2 separate regions of the Homo sapiens genome follow, and region 1 is linked to region 2. A link is a loop called in an ENCODE intact Hi-C map of the cell type or tissue named here. Cell type or tissue: PC-3. All regions are shown on one strand. Links, peaks and the distances in the headings refer to the core of each region. The heading gives the core; the rest is flanking DNA. Region 1 overlaps BEND6 (BEN domain containing 6). Region 2 overlaps BEND6 (BEN domain containing 6).

Region 1 (8,343 bases), core at 94-8,093, 59 kb before region 2:
CAGGCTTTTTGAAAATATACAGTCAGAGGAGCAAAAAGAAACAAGAATGAGAGGAATGAAGGTCACCTCCAAGATACAGACAATTAACTCAAAAGACCAAATCGAAGACTTATTATTATTCAAGAGGGAATCACACAAGAGCAAGGAGTGGAAAGTGCTTTTTAAAAAATAGTAACAGAAAACTTCCCAAAACTTGAGGAAGAGCTAAATATCCAGGTACAGGAAGGTCAGAGAACACCAAACACATTCAACTCAAATAAGACTACCCAAAAGCATGTAACAAATTCTCAAACATCAGGGACAAAGCAGGATTCTAAGAGGAGCCAGAGAGAAGAAGCAACTAACATATAAAGGAATTCAAATTCACCTGGCAATAGACTTCTCAACAGAAACCACGCAGGCCAGAAAGGAGTGAAACAACATTTTCAAAGGGCTCAAAGGAAAAAAAAAAACTGTCATCCAAAAATACTGTATCCAGCAGAGTTATCTTTCAAATGCGAAGGATATGTAAAATCTTTCCCAGAGAAACAAAAGCTGAGAGAATTCATCACCAACAGTCTCATAAGAAATCTAAAGAGAGCTCTTTAGTCTGAAAGACAAAAATGCTAATGTGCAAGAACAAAACATCTGAAGGTATAAAACCCACTGGTAAAATTAAGTATACAAACAAACCTAAAATTATCTAAAACTGTAATTGTCATTTACAATCCACTCATAACACCACTACAAAGCTCAAAAGACAAATGTATCAAAACAATAACATCTACAGCAACCTATTAAGAGATAGGCAATATAAAAACATGTCAATGAGACAACATAAAGTCAAAATGTGGGGTGAATGCAATTAAACCGTAGACCTAAGAAACCCCTTTATAAAGTTTTTTTAAAACTTCTTTGTAATAAAAATCGTCATCTTTTAAAAACAACTTCTTATGTGTATATTTTTATAAGCTTCATAGTAACCACAATGCAAAAACCTTTAATAGATTCACTAAAAATAAAAAGCAACAAATTACAACATATTACCAGAGAAAATCATTTAACCACAAAGGAAGACAGTACAAAAGGAAGAAAGGAAGAGAGGAGTTAGAAAATATACAAGCTACAAAATAGCAGTAGTAAGTCCTGATCAATAATAACACTGAGCCTAGGCAACATAGTGAGATCCTAGCTTACTAGCTAGGTGTGGTGGCATGTGCCTATAGTCCTAGCTACTCAGAAGGCTGTGGTAGGAAGATCGCTGGAGCCCAAGAAGTTGAGGCTGCAGTGAGTCATGATCACACCACTGCCTGGACAAGAGTAAGACCTTGCCTCAAAGAAAAATAGTAACATTGAATGTAAATGGACTCAGTTTTCCAATTAAAAGGTATAGGATGGCTGAATGCAAAGAAACAAGACCCAACTACCATGTTGCCTATGAGAAAGCCACTTCACCTATAAAGACACACATCGATTGAAAGTGAAGGTGTAGAAATAGATACGTGATGCAACTGGGAACCAAAAAAGAGCAGAAGTAGTTATATCAGGTAAAACAGGTACAAGTCAAAGACTGTAAAAAGAGACACAGGAGGTCACTTATAATAATAAGGAAGTCATTTCAGCAAGAGGCTATAATAGTTTAAAATGTCTATGCACACAACACAAGAGCTCCCAAGTATATAAAGCAAACATTAATAGATCTAAAGGGAGAGACAGATTGCAATATAATAATACTGAGGAACTTCAACACCTCACTCTCAATAATGGACAGATCCTCCAGACAGAAAATTGACAAGGAAACACTGGAGTTAAAGTACACCATAGATCACATAGGCCAAACTGATATTCACAGAATATTTCACCCAACTGTTATAAAATACACATTGTTTTCATTAACACATGGCACGTTCTCCAGAATAGGCTATATCTAGGCCACAAAACAAGTCTCAATAAATTCAAAACAGTAGAAATCATATCAAGTATTTTTTATGACCACCATGGAATGACACTAGAAACTGATAACCTGAGGGTCTCAGAAAATGCACAAACACATGGAAATTAAATAACAAGCTCGTGAATGACCAATGAAGTAATTAAGAAAAAAAGTATAAAATTTCTTGAAACAAATGTAAATGGAGATACAACATTCCCAAATCTATACTATACAGCAGAAGCAGTACTGAGATGGAAGTTTGTAGCAATAAACACCTATATCAAAAAAGTAGAAAGACTTCAAATAAACAACCTAATGGTGTACCTCAAAGAACTAGAAAAGCAGGAACAAACGGAGCCTAAACCTAGTAGAAGGAAAGAGATAATAAAGATCAGAGCCAAAAAACAAAAAACAAACAAACAAAAAAGGAGATTTAAAAAACCAGATCAATGAAAGAAAAAACTGGTGTTTTTAGAAGACAAAGAAAATCAGCAAACCATTAGCCAGACTAAGAAATAACAAAGAGAAGGCCAAATAAATAAAATGAGACATGGAAAAGGATACATAATAACCGAGACCACACAAATACAAAGACTCATTAGAGAGTATTATGAAAAACTCTTTGCCAACAAATTGGAAAACCTAGAAGAAATGGTTAAATTCCTGGACACATACAACCTAGCAAGATTGAACCATGAAGAAATAGAAAACTTCAACAAATCAATAGGGAGTAACAAGATCAAAATTATAATAAAAAGTCTTCCATCAAAGAAAAGCCCAGTACCTGATGGCTTTACCCCTGAATCTACAAACATTTGAAGAGACAGTAATACCAGTTCTGCTCTAATTCTTCAAAAAAAAAAAAAAAAAAGAAAAAGAAAAAAAGAAAAATTGAAGAGGAGGGAATACTTCCAAACTCATTCTACAAAGTAGTATTTCCATGACACCAAAACCAGAGAAGGGCACAACAAAAAAACAAAACTACAGGCCAGCATCACTGATGAGCCAGATACAAAAATCTTCAACAAAATACTAGCAAACCAAATTCAACAACGATGTTTAGCAGCATCCCTGGCCTCTGACCACCGGATGCCAGAAGTACCACCAGTTTTGACAATCAAAAATATCTCCAGGCATTCCTAAATACCCTGCGTTGGAGGAAGGTGGCTAAATCACACCTCCCTCTCCGCCGCCCCCCACCATTTTAGCACCACTGTATTAGATCACCTATAAGTTATAATATATGTTATGTAACATTACGCCAGAGATTATATACCCTGAGGCCGCTTTGGAAATTTCAGGAGAAGGCAGTTTGGTCACTTAGTTGGATGTTATAGAGGTGATAGCCTAATATTCTGTAAATCTTATAAATACATTTTTCTTCAATGCCTGCAAGAAAGAAGTAAAAAATGGAGACAGGCTGGAAAAAAATCAAGCTCTTGCATGTGAGAGCTACAGGCAACTTTAGGGCAGCCACAGGAATAAGAAAGAATATATTAAAAAAAGGGAGGAATTTAGGCCTTACCCTCACAGACCTGAGCCATAGCTGGGAAATTGTTACCCTTTTAAATCTAAGCCACCAGTGACAACCTGAGCTCAGGACTGAGTGGAGGGCACGGTCTACCACAGGGACCATGCTAGAAAAGTAAGTTTTTCAAAGAATATTTTTGGTGGCAGGGCAGGGCCATAGGCTCCTGTGAGTTAAATGACTGAGAACAGAAAAATATAACAGTATTCCACTAGATGGTGCTATATCTGATTAATTTATCAAGCATGTCCAAATTAGGTCTTACCTGACCCTGTCTTTTCCAGCATATTTTCCTCAGTCCTTTTTGCAATAATTTGAATTCAACCATACTTAAAATGAAAGATATTTGCAAATTTAAAAAATTCCATTCTAGCTAATCTCCATTACTGATTCAAAATACATGCATTTCCAGTCTAAACAACTTGGCACTATTAAGTCAGGCTCAGGTTCAAAAGGCACAAAGTTCATAGCAAAATGTCTGTTCCTTGTTTCAATTTTAATTAATGCCATAGCTAGCAGATTTAATAACACTTCTATTGTTAAGTACAAGCAAAACTGATATAAAAATCTCTTAACTTTCACTTCTTTAACATTCTGCTGGCTGATATAGTCAGAGATGAGTTTTGTGCCTATCCTTGGAAGTCAGAAATATTAAAAAAAAAAAAAAAAAAAAACAAGAGTTTAGGATATCAAAATGCTTTACAGACCTCTGAAATATAACAGTGTGCCCCAAAAGATAGCCACTTGACTTGGAGGTCTGGTAACATACCATTTAGAAAAGGAAATTGCCGGTCACGGTGGCTCACGCCTGTAATCCCAGCACTTTGGGAGGCCGAGGTGGGCAGATCACTTGAAGTCAGGAGTTCGAGACCAGCCTGGCCAACATGGTGAAACCCCCGTCTCTACTAAAAATACACAAATTAGCTGTGTGTGGTGGCGCGGGCCTGTAGTCCCAGCTGCTCGGGAGGCTGAGGCGGGAGGATTGCTTGAACCCAGGAGGTGGAGGTTGTAGTGAGCAGAGATCGCGCCACTGAACTACAGCCTGGGCTACAAAGCAAGACTCCGTTTCAAAAATGAAAAATAAAAAAGAAAAGACAAGGAACTTAGTTACTGGGTGGAGTGCTTTCTGACATTTGAGGAGTTCAAGGTGGAAGGATTGCTTGAGCTCATGAGTTCAAAACCAGCCTGGGCAACAAAGTGAGAACACTGTTTCAAAAAAAAAAAAAAAAATAGAGAACTTGGTCATTATACATCAAGGTAACTGGGTGGGTAACCTCATGTCAAAATAGGAAGTACTAAGGGCATATTTAAGCAATTATCTAATAATTGAAAAGTTGTGAGGTCACAATCTACTGAAATTTATAATCACTTGGAGAAAAAAGATACAGGTAACCTTATCTTTTATAACTTCTTTTTTTGGAAACAAGGTCTCACTCTGTCCCCCAGGCTGGAGTGCACTGGCAACATCACAGCTCACTGTAGCCTCCACCTCGCTATCCTCCCACCTCAGGCTCCTGGGTTACTGGGACTACAGGTGTGCACTACCACGCTGGGCTAATTTTTTTTCTTCCGTATTTTATAAAGATGGGGTCTTGCCATGTTGGCCAGGCTGGTCTCGAACTCCTGGGCTCAAGTATCTGTCTGTCTCAGCCTCCCAAACCATTGGGACTACAGGCGTGAGCCACCATGCCCAGCCATGTTCTCTAACTTTTAAAGTCAGTCTAACAGTATGTGTGAGCCAAGGGAAAGAATTTCACTGCAGTTGTTACAAGTAATAGTTTTTTGATTTGTTTATGTTTTTGTTTCAGGAAGACAGACATTGTTGACTCTCGGCAGAGCTGGTCTTAGTTGTGTAGCAAAATAGATAAGGGACTCTTGGGGGAGGATGGGAGTGGTAGTCAGTAACATGTAGGGCGTTTGGGGCAGGGGATTACTGCATTACATTCAGCTCCACATCTCATTTAAAACATGGTCAGAAGAAATGAAGTCAAGTAAAATGGTCTCGAAAGTGGCTGGTATTAGGCAGAAGACAGGCAAAGTACAAGTCAAAGATAGAAGTGGAAGGAAAATGGAAAGAAAAAAGGAATATCTGTGGTGGGCCTTACCCTCATGTGTTACCCACATGCCTCTATTAATCAATGAAAATTTTAACACGTCATACACATGGTTTCACGTATTTTCCATCAAAATAGTTGAGAGAGAGGAGGGGTAAGTAAAAGTGAGCTAGCCAGGATAGTGGGTGGCAAAATTCCACTTCACAGTTTTGCCTGGGTCAAGGCTTGACTAGAAAGTCTATTTACTTTAGAACTCTCACTAAAAAATTATTCTTTTTCTTAGTATAGGACATGCATCTTGGTAAAAATCCTTATTAAACAATAACAACTAATTTAAAAATTTAAAGACCATGCGAAGCAACATGTAGGATGGTGGAGAAGAACGCTGCACACTTCAGCCAATAGTTTGCACAACTGTCAGACCACTGTTAGAGCTAGCTGTAAGTTCAGTCTCATCGATGTACTTCAGATTTCCCAAGGGTCTAAATCTCCTCTGTCCTAGAGAGAAATACTTCTTAAATTGTCATGTGTCCTTCCTTTGGCTCCTTTCTATCCCCACCAAGTTAACAGGATTCTGTGAAAAAATTTCCTCAGTAAAACACATTTGGAAAACACTACATACTATATCCCTTTCTTAGAGATTTCTGGTGCACATGAGCATGTTAAAAGGGCATCAAAATATCTGAGAGGTTCTGAGGAAGAAAAACTGAACCCAGCATTTTCCAATTCAAACCCCACTCCCAGTTCTCCCCTTTTGCCACCAGGAATACCTATTAGCTTTTCATGGGTCACTAGTATTTTCTAGTAGAGTGATTGGAAAATGCTATTCCAATAAAATAAAAGTATTATGACATTTTCTTGCCACATTGAAAGGACTGAAGATTTAAAAGACTTACCAAAAGGATCTATTTAATATCCTGAGAGTTAAGATTTTTGCTTAAATTTGGCTTCTTGGTACAGTTGTTTAGCTTTTGCCCTATCATTCTCCTAATTGAAACATCATCCGTATTGGGAAATAATTGTTTTGTTACTCCTGTAAAAAACCAATAGCGACACATGAGAAACTTCATGAGTGCTTTGCATCTTAGGGTATGAACTGAGGTAAAACATCAAGTATTCTACATTATAATTTTTTTTCCATTTTACAAAAGTAGCCCAAACACCCATGAGCTATTTAAACAGATGAATATATAGGCAGGTTTTTCTAAGTAAAGCAAGAGATATCAGAAGGTCTATATTATCAACTGAGATCCTATGGTAGTGATTAACTTTAATCCTCCTACTTGCTTTAAACTCTAAGTCCTCTTGCTCTAAAATGTTAGGAATGTATTTTTATCCATTTCCAACATTAATTGAAACAACTAAACTCTGACTGATCTTTTTCTGTATCTGTCTGCCTCAGCCTCCCAAACCATTGGGATTACAGGCATGAGCCACCACGCCCAGCCATGTTCTCTAACTTTTAAAGTCAGTCTAACAGCATGTGTGAGCCAAGGGAAAGAATTTCATTGCAGTTGTTAGAAGTAGCAGTTTTTTGTTTCAGGAAGACAGACATTGTTGTATGTTAAGAAATGACATATATAGAGCTAGGATTCAGAGAATCCTTACATTTGTCAGATGTTGCCAAAAAATTAATTGGATAATCTAGATTATATTTAAGGAGATTCATTAATTTAAAAACCATAAATAGGATGGTCAAATTAGCCTTTATCTTTCTGGAATGAAAGATAAGACATATAACAAAAGCAAGGAAGAAATTGTTATTGAAATTTTACTTTAAAAGATTGTGAAAATTTACATTTCCAAAGCTATAAATTGTATGAATTGAAACCTTTTGGTGATATAAAACTTAGTTTCATTTTAATAACCATTGTTAATGTAAAGTTTTTCTATAAAATTTCCCATATTTAATGAGAGCTTTAGACTATCCTAAGATTTTTCTTTCCCAGAAAAATAAACTTTAAAAAATAAAAGGACCATGAAAGACTATCTTGACCTTGAGTGGTAACATGATTTAAAATTCATACGACAATATAACGCAATCATATTATCACCTATGATTTCTTGGACTTCATTCTGATTCATAGCTGGTTTTACAGCTTTGTCCCTTGAAGTAGAGGATTTTGCCCCTGTCAGGCTGTGAGTGGCCATGTATTCATTTGTGTAAAGTACTTGCATTAAATCATTAATAAACTTCTGAGGCTTGCTCTTGTTACAACGGGCAATCTGCCATTTTTCAATCTGGAACTAAAAAGATAAGAAAGAGTTGAAGTTGGAAAAAGAAAGTGCTGTATGGAGAAATATGTTACTAATTGAGTTAAGGCATAAAAGAAAACAATGTCAACATTTTTTAAGGTAAGATATTATATATATATTTTAATATATATTTTACATTTTAATTTAATATATATTTTACATGTCAGGGATTAGATTTAAATGTTATCTTTGTGATACTCTTCAATATTTATGAGGTATTTGTTATAGGGTGTATACAAATTCTTGTCATGTAAACTGGATTTGGTCCTTTCAGGCTTAGTCCCATACTCAGTGCTTCATCGTAAATGTAGTAGGCAGAATAATGGCCCTCTGAAAGGTCACATCCTAATCCCTGAAACCTATAACACGTTGCCTCACAGGGCAAAAACAATTCTGTAGATGTGATTAAAGTTAAGTACCTTGAGATGGGAGATTATCCTGGATTACCTAGGTGGGCCCAATTTAATCACATGAGTTCTTAAAAGCAGAAGAAGGAAGCAGAAGGGCAGATCAGGAAAAAGAGACAGAAGAGGGAGGGAAGATCTGAAGTGTGAGAGGGACTTCACTTGCTGTTGCTGGCTTTGAAGATGGCC
Region 2 (8,343 bases), core at 41-8,040:
CAGTTTTTTGACACAAGTCCTGGTGTTACAGGTATGAGCCACCATGCCTGGCCTAATATCATATATTAATGAAATAACTGGTTACCATTCACCATTATCTCCATTAACTTTGTAATTTTATACTATCAAAAGTTAAGGTCTAAATATAATTAATGTGCTGAGTCACATATTTTAGATAATTTACTTAATAAATCATCTTAAGTGGAGTTCCCGTCTTACCTGTTACCAATCATTTCTCTCCTTACTCTGATATTTTTTCTTACCACCTTGAAGCAACATTAAAATTTAAAAAAAACAAATGATCAGCTACATTACACATTTTATCAAGTTATTTCCCTATCCCTATGAAGGTCATTTAGAAAAATACATTTATTATATATTTATGAGTGAAAGTGCTATCAATAAACTCGTAATCAAAATGAAAAGGAATGTAAAAGGCCATCTTCTCTCAGTGTATTGGCATATTTGGGTGTGGTTAGCCATAGGGCAAGTCAGAACTAAGAAACCAGTTAAGGATGGAGAATGCAAGTGTTGATCAAAGAAGAAAGCTCAAGGAAATGGGATGAATCTCTTTAAGCCAGCTGAGGCCCAGGAAGCTATATTAAAGCAAGGATGGATAGATGGGTAGAGTGAGATCAAAGTATGCAACCTAACGTCGAGGTTCAGAAGTGTCAAAGACTGAGAAGAGGCCAGGTGAGGAGGCTCACACCTGTAATCCCAATACTTGGGAGACAGAGGTGGGAGGATTGCTTGAAGCCAAGAATTACCAGCCTGAGTAACATAATGAGACTTCGTCTACTAAAAATAAAATAAATTAGCCAGGTATGGTGGTGCCTGCTTGTAGTCTCAGCTACTTGGGAGGTTATGCCAGGAGGATTGCTTGAGCCTGGGAGATGGAGGCTATAGTAAGCTATGATCAGGCCACTGCACTCCAGCGTGGGCAACAGGGCAAGCCCCCATCTCAAAAAAAAAAAGACAAAAAGACAGAGGAACAGGGGACTTAGCAGGGATGGCATTTGGGGACAGTGTTGTCAGTCTTTGATTTTATGGTAGAGAAGTTGTTAGAACAGTCAGCAGGACACAGAACCTTGGGCAAATGTACATCCTGTTCACAGAAAGAGGGAAAGACTAAACTTGTCCTTCTATGAAAAGATAGAAAGCTTAGTGAGATACTCTTTTTTATTGGTAGAGGTACAGTTTTGCTATGTAGTTATTTCAAGATAGTCTTCCAGTCTGAAACCCTTACAAAGCAGGTCACATAAGTACTTACAATCATAGGCTTTAAAGCCAAACTGTCTGATTCATAATCCTAGCTCCAATACTTACTACCCATGTAATCTTTCTGTGCTTCTGTCTCTCCATCTGTGAAATGGGAATAATAAAATACCCCATTATGAGTTGATATGTCAGGTATATAATAATATAAATTAATTAATATTAATTATAATATTAATTGTAATAATATAATTACTACTATCTTATTTTATAACAATAATTATTTATATTATTAATTAACAATATAATTATATCAATATTATTACAAAAATATTTTATTTTATAACGAAGTATATTATTAATATTGTAATTATAACATTAATTTAATAGTAGTATTTTATTATACCACTACTAGTATTGTATTAGTTATATTATATTAATTTATTAATAGTAATAAATTATATTAATTTATTAATAGTAATATTTTATTATTAATTGAAGCAAACTGAACCAGATTACCCCCATACAAGTTTAGGTCAAACATGTGAGAGTAGGAGGGGAGTTTATAGCATTGAGGACAGGGGAGGGCTTCAATAAACATAGCTAATTAACCTTGATGCCTATGAGTCTATATTAGACAAACCTCAATCTTTTGTAAAAATATAAAGAAAAAATTATTATAGCTTTCTCTTTTATAAAGGACAGCCAGGTGGTCTCCCATGGAGCCGTTTTACCAAAGTAGGAGTCAGCTTGGCCCCGCTAAGCTTCTTCAGTTTTCTGGAGATGCTGGGTCAAATTTACCCAAGCGATAATGATGGAGACATGGCAATGAAATGGTAAGGGTGAAACTATAATTTTTTAATACAAAGAGTCTTGTGAAATTGCTGGATTAGTAGGTGTGGCCTAGGTAAATTCCTCACAGGCTAAAGGAGAGGACTGCATCTCTTGTGTACAAGGAAACATCTGACGTTCTGCTGGAGTGTCGGGTTGGCCTTCATTAATCTGGGTAGGGGTAGCCTAAGGAGAGTCAGAAGAGAGGAAGAGTAGCTGCTCAGCAAGCTCCAACTGAGAGGATTTCCTTTAGGGGAAGAGCTGCAGTGCAAATGAAGCAGGGAGGCAGTGCAAATGGAAAACATGCAACAGGAATGGTTTGTGTGGTTTGTGAAGTGCTGAAGAATTTTGATGCCGCTTGTTAGGTGTGTGGTCTTTAGGCAATTCCTTACATCTCTAAGCCCTGGAATTCCCATCCATAAAATAGGAATAAGAGTAGTACCTACTCAGGGCTGCTGTGAGGATTGAATGAGTAAATGCACGTAAAGCATTTAGCAGAGAGTAGATACTCAATAAGTGCTAGCTGTTGCTACAGATAACTAGGTGGTCCACATCAAGGTAGCCATTCAGTAATGAGGATGACCAGTGCATGTTATTCCATGCCTTCTGGGGAAGTGGCACAGGTGAATAATGATCATACCAATCAACTCCCAGGGTGCTGTTGGTGCCCCTTAATCTAGGCACTAAGACCTAGACTTTTAACAGCTCACCAGATGGCAAACCACCAGGAAGTCTGATACATTAACTACAATCCTGCAATATCTTCTCTAAGTAGATTCCTGCCTCATTACAAATGACCACAGACTGAAAGTGTGCAAAGAACAGTGCCCACTAGGCCCAGAGGGGGGTCTGAGGCACCCAGGAAATCATATTGATCCAAGGTCTGTTTCTGTGTGGAATGCATGAATGTTATGTCACCAAACCCTAGAGGATCAGAACAGAACTTGGAGCAAAAAGAACTAGCCACACTGAGAGATCGGGATACGTCAGGAAACTGGACTTGCCCACTGGAGTGAAACAGTCACATAATGAAATAACCAGCTTCATACTGTAACAATATGTGATCATGATGATGTGACATTGAGACCTAGTATCCTGGAAATATGGTGGTGGAGAGGGAGTTGAGGTCCACAAATATGGCAAGAGTGGTGTCTTGGTCTGTTTTGTGCTGTTAAAACAGAATACCACAGGCTTAGTAATTCATAATGAACAGAAATTTACTGGCTTGCAGTAATATCAAGGTGCTGGCATCTGGTGAGTGTCTTGCTGTCTTGCTGTGTCATCACATGGTGGAAGATGAAGATGAGAGAGAGAAAGAGAGAGAGGAGGCTGAACTAGCTCTTTTATAACAAATCCACTCCTAAAGTAACAGCATTAATCCATTCATGAGGGCAGAGCCCTCATGGTCTAATCACCTCTCAAAGGTCCCACCTGCCAATACTGTCACAACAATAATCTAATTTCTACATGAGTTTTTGCAGAAGTAAAAATTTAAACCATAGCATTCCACTCCTGGTGGGACGCTAGAAACAACGAGTAGGTGAAGCTGAACAGCTGGATGGGCAGTCTTCCCACCAGAGTGCAGAATCACCCTGGTGGGATTGAGGGCACCAATTACCAGGTCTGCAGACTCCACAGTAGACTGTTGAATGTGGGCTTGGGGAAGGATTTAGGAAGAGTGGTGGCTTTATTTACCAGAATGTCTGTGAGTTGTTTCTGGGAACCTAATACTAATTCCTTTTGTCCCTCTTTTAGGCCTTAAGACTATAGCAATTTTTGCAGACTGTGAACCCAAGACTACCTTTTAGGACTAGTCCTATTGGCTTGGAATGGGCTTATCCATTCAAACATCTAGCTATAAATTGGGTAGTTAATTGGCATGAAGGCAGCTTAGGAATCAATTTATCCCTTCTTTCCATAACAGAAGTCTATGGAAGTGGTCCTAGATTGTTAACACAGTCTTTTCTCCTCTTAGGGTTACAACTGACATCCCAGTGGGAGTTACCTTAGGTGACTCATTTGTCTCCCTCCCAATATGTTTAAAGATGCTAGAGGACAAATTAACTCCCAGCACATCATCTCCATTTAGTCTTTGGGTGGCAGCACTCACCTGCACTTGGGAGACTTATCTAAACTTTTATAGTTTAGAACAGAAAGTTTCCTTTGCTAACCATGGACGGATAGTCCCCAAGACACTTCTTACAGTCTCAGGGGTACCCAGGTGCTGCCATTGTTGATGGATCAAATGACTTATACGAGTTCAGAAGCCTCAGTACCTATGTGGATTTGCATGATTCTGATGATTCTCATTGTGGGAGTTGGGGGAGAGCTCATTAAGAATCTAATGAAAGGTATGGATCATGTCCTCAAAATGAGACACAAGTTTTTACATGTAATTTCAGGTCTCTAGAAACCTACTCATGAATTCCAGTTTGAACTTCTACAGTAGAGATAGGACTGGCAAGAACAGGCTTTAGGTTAATGGCTTTCTTCTTTGAAATATAAACTCTACTATATTCCAATTTGTGTGTTTGCTGTTTGTTGCCCTGTTTTACTCCATAAAGTATTTGTGGCTACAAAAACATTTTAAAGATGTACTTTTCTTTCTCTTCCTAGATTCATGGGATGTCCTTACATTGAGGTATCAATAATCTCTGGAACTATATATTATTAATACATCTTTTACTAATCATCAGTTGCTCATCACAATTTTCTGCTCTCCTTGGTACATTTAGTACTTCTGCTCTCCTAGTGACAATATTTTTTCAGGCTATGAGTGCATTGATGCATTAGCATACAACTCTATTAGCACAAAATATTTAATGCAAAAGTCCTAAATGACAAAGAATTATTGTAAGAAATAGGGGAACTCTAGCTATTCAATGTTGCTGTAGTTTTATTATCATCACAACCTAGAACTTAATTTGTAGATAATAACCAAAATTTTATTCATCTTGTAACATTTGCTATGCAATAATAAAGCTCCTACCTTACTTTTTTATCTTTTTACTTAAGAAGTGTAGAAGTTTCAGATGTAGAATGTTTATAACTTATATGGCAAATTTCATCTTGGATCTAGAAGGCAATATCTTCAGCTTTCAAACTTGCTTTGTAAATTGCCCATTCTTAGAAATGGTGGAAATATTTTATACCATCGGAATAATAATGAACGATATTGCTCAGCGATTTATAACTCTAAGAGCTTTATAATTTGATTTATGAACAGTTCTCAAATTTTCCATTGGCAGTTCATACAACTATGAGTAAATTTTCTGGCCAAATGACTCAGTATTTTGTGGCATGACTAATCCCACACTCAATGTGGAAACTATATAAATAAATTCTATTTGCTTGTGGATAATAAATGATTACTTTCCAAAAACTGTCTGCAAAGCATTATATAGTAGACGAATTCAATTATATTGATGTTTTTAAGCTCCCAAACTCAGCTGACTTTTTTGAAAAGTCTGTAATGCTCACACACCCAAAAAGAACTCCCCTCACATACTCCTGGAATTATCATGGCTTCGGCAGTGTGGTAACCCATAGAACAACAAAACCTAATTAGGCTCTACAATAGCTAAAATGTTAAAACAACAATCTGAAATAATTCCATTTGCAATATTTTCTCAGTAGTTTTAAGTTATTTTAAAAGTTTTTATTACGGTAAAATAAAGCCCTTTACCAGGGAATATTTGCTGAAAATAATATTTGATATTACTGCAAGTTACAATTATTTTCCTTTCAAAAACTCAAATATTAAAAAGAAAATAGTAATCTATCCACATGATGGTTTCCCTGGTTCTGGTGGCTGGAAATCACCTCCAAATTTATTTTAGATGAAGTAGGTTCTTCCAGATGATATAGCTCCTTTACCTTTTAATACAAGCACATGTAAAACACTTCACCTAGAAGCAAGGAAGTTACCAGGCCAAAATCAATATGCTTTATTTCTAATAATTTATTGCTAGAGCCATTCTTACCTAAGCTTCTTGTTTTCAAGGGGTAATATTTCAATGTAATGTCCTTGTGTGATTACCAACTGGGTAATTTACTCACTTCCAGATAAATTGGTAATAATCACAGACAACCTAGGCTACATTCCAAGACATTCCTTATCTTTCCCTAAAAGTCATTTTTCAAGTCTGAGTACTAGTAGCCAGATTAGATGGGGAAGAAACCATGGGCATGGAGCCATCCTAACTAGTCAGGCTCAATTTTCACTCTGCAGAGTCTAAAGCAACCTGAGACCAGAAAGAGCTAGTCTGTTGGGGGGACTCAAAATTGCTAAATCACAAATCCCCAGGAGAATGTCCTCTTCTCCCTTCTCTTTAATTATTTCTCTCCCTCTTCTGGCTCCATCTCCCAAATTCCCTAGAAACTTGTTCAAATATCCCTAGCCTGACAAAATAATCACCATTGGCCTTTATTCAGGATTTAATTGCTTTTCTACTCATCCCCTTTAGAGTTAAATTTCTGCAAAGATTGTAGACAACAACCCTCTCCTCTTTCTCATCTTCATTCCCCCCTCAACTCATTAATGTCTGGTTTTAGCCTCTCCTGCCATGATGAATCAGTTCTCTGAAAGGTTTCCGGAGGTCTCCTAGTCACCAGTCCTCAGTCCTTGCCCTCCTTAGACTCCCATTTGTGCATCTGTTCCAGAAAGCCACTAAATTGGAACACTCCCTACTTGGCTTCGACCACTTTGCTATCCTCCAGGCCAGAAATGGAAGCCGTCTCCAAAGTTCTGATTCTGGGATGCTCTTTAGCATCTATTCCTTAGTCATTTCCTCTATTTCCATTACTCCAACTACAATGTTGATGACTCCCTATCTGTTTTTGGTTCTGACCTCTCCACATTTCCATGGGCTTGCTGGATATTTTCACAATGATGTCCTTCTGAGGCTTCCATCTCAGTGGGTCTAAAATGCAGTTTGTTATCTTCTCCTTCCAAATTATTCCTCTACCCTAGCTCAAAACCTGAGTTATCTTCAGTTCCTCCCTTTTTCTCAACTGGTTGTTACACAGCTTAGGGTGGAAACTTTTCTTCTTTCTGATGTTTCTTCTTGATCCATACATTAGGAACTTGTGCCACAACTTTCTGCCTCTAAGAAAGTACTGAGGAAGATGTTTCTGCCGCCTTTTTAAAGCACCTTACTCACTGCTATCTTTTGGGAATGAAAAGACTTAGTGATGGAAAAACTCAGGAGGGCCTACTACCCATTAGTGGGCAGGAGTGATGTATAAAATTCCCTTCTCACACATGGGCCTGTCTCTTGCTCACACATGCTGAACGCCTTATGGATTATAAAGTGTCAGGCTTCCCTTTGCCTTTGGTGTTTATGCCGGAATTTGAACAGGTTGGGTTCCTTCCTGCCCTAATGCTGGGGAGGCCTGTCATTTTTCAGCTGTGGACTGGGTGAGCATGCCAAGTAAGAAAAAAGGAATAAGATGCCCCATTTTGGCTTTGAGGCTAAGCTGTGTTCTTCAATCTGACTTTATCTTGAATAGAGTTAACACAATATTTTAATTTCCTTATGGTTCCTTGTGTCTATTCCCAATTTGGTTGAGAATCTAAAGGGAAGAAGGGCTATATAATGGACCATCTTCTACATACGTGGTATCAAACTCTCTTAGCTATCTTTCCCAACTATTTTGTCTTCTTTTGGGTGACAATGATAACTTACTCTCATAAAAAAAGTCAACAAATTATACATACTTTTCCATTATGAATTTTCATTTTTTTGTATGAAAGATTTGGGCCATGGCTCTCCCCCTCCATCCCTATCCTCAAACTTAACAATTTTTTTTGTGTGTGACTTTTATACAATGTCAATTATTCTTTTTTTAAAGCAAAAACCTACCAGGAAGGCAAGGTATAATTTCTACTAAATTAACTTCCAAAAAGCACTGCTTGGCTGATTTAGTATTTATTGAATTCCGCAATGCATTAGGCACCACATAAACACACAGACAGAAGCAATTAATACTATGTATGCTGTTATTTGGAAAAAATGATAAATTAGCAACAAACAAATCAGAAAATAACAATGGAACTAAATACTAAATTCTTTCAAGGATTTGGTTTGTTTATTATTAGTATCTTTAAGACAACTGATGGAAAGAACAGAAATGAATGCATCTAAAAAGAAATATCTATAATCCTATTGCATGGCAGTTAAGCATTTGCCTGCCAAGAGAGATAAATGATGTTCTTGTGTGCACTTGAAACTTATAAATGGCTGCAGCAAGACGCAGGATGATAACAGTTGTGCTAAAGTCATAGCTCAGAAAACC

Evidence for each region. Peaks named below come from ENCODE experiments on the same cell type or tissue, not always from the same donor. Only the 100,000 strongest peaks of a DNase experiment are listed, where the experiment ranks them.
Region 1: it touches region 2 in a loop (4-fold over the local background); 28 of 110 quality-filtered maps call a loop at or near these places.

What each region holds. Positions count from the first base shown.
Region 1 is chr6:57,016,605-57,024,947 of GRCh38, reverse strand. BEND6 (BEN domain containing 6) reads right to left here. Exons shown (of 7, transcript NM_152731.3): 5 at 7,549-7,741; 6 at 6,391-6,527. The coding sequence ends at 6,400. Among named protein-coding and RNA genes, the nearest start is that of KIAA1586, 26 kb to the left of the region's middle. In PC-3, for the core only: CTCF peaks have their summits at 3,453 and 3,661 (motif pointing right); no DNase peak of the experiment used is centred there.
Region 2 is chr6:56,957,140-56,965,482 of GRCh38, reverse strand. All of the region lies in intron 1 of BEND6 (BEN domain containing 6), which reads right to left. Among named protein-coding and RNA genes, the nearest start is that of BEND6, 6.2 kb to the right of the region's middle. In PC-3, for the core only: a CTCF peak has its summit at 4,149; a DNase peak (open chromatin) is centred at 5,342; H3K4me3 peaks cover 1,251 bases; H3K27ac peaks cover 1,657 bases.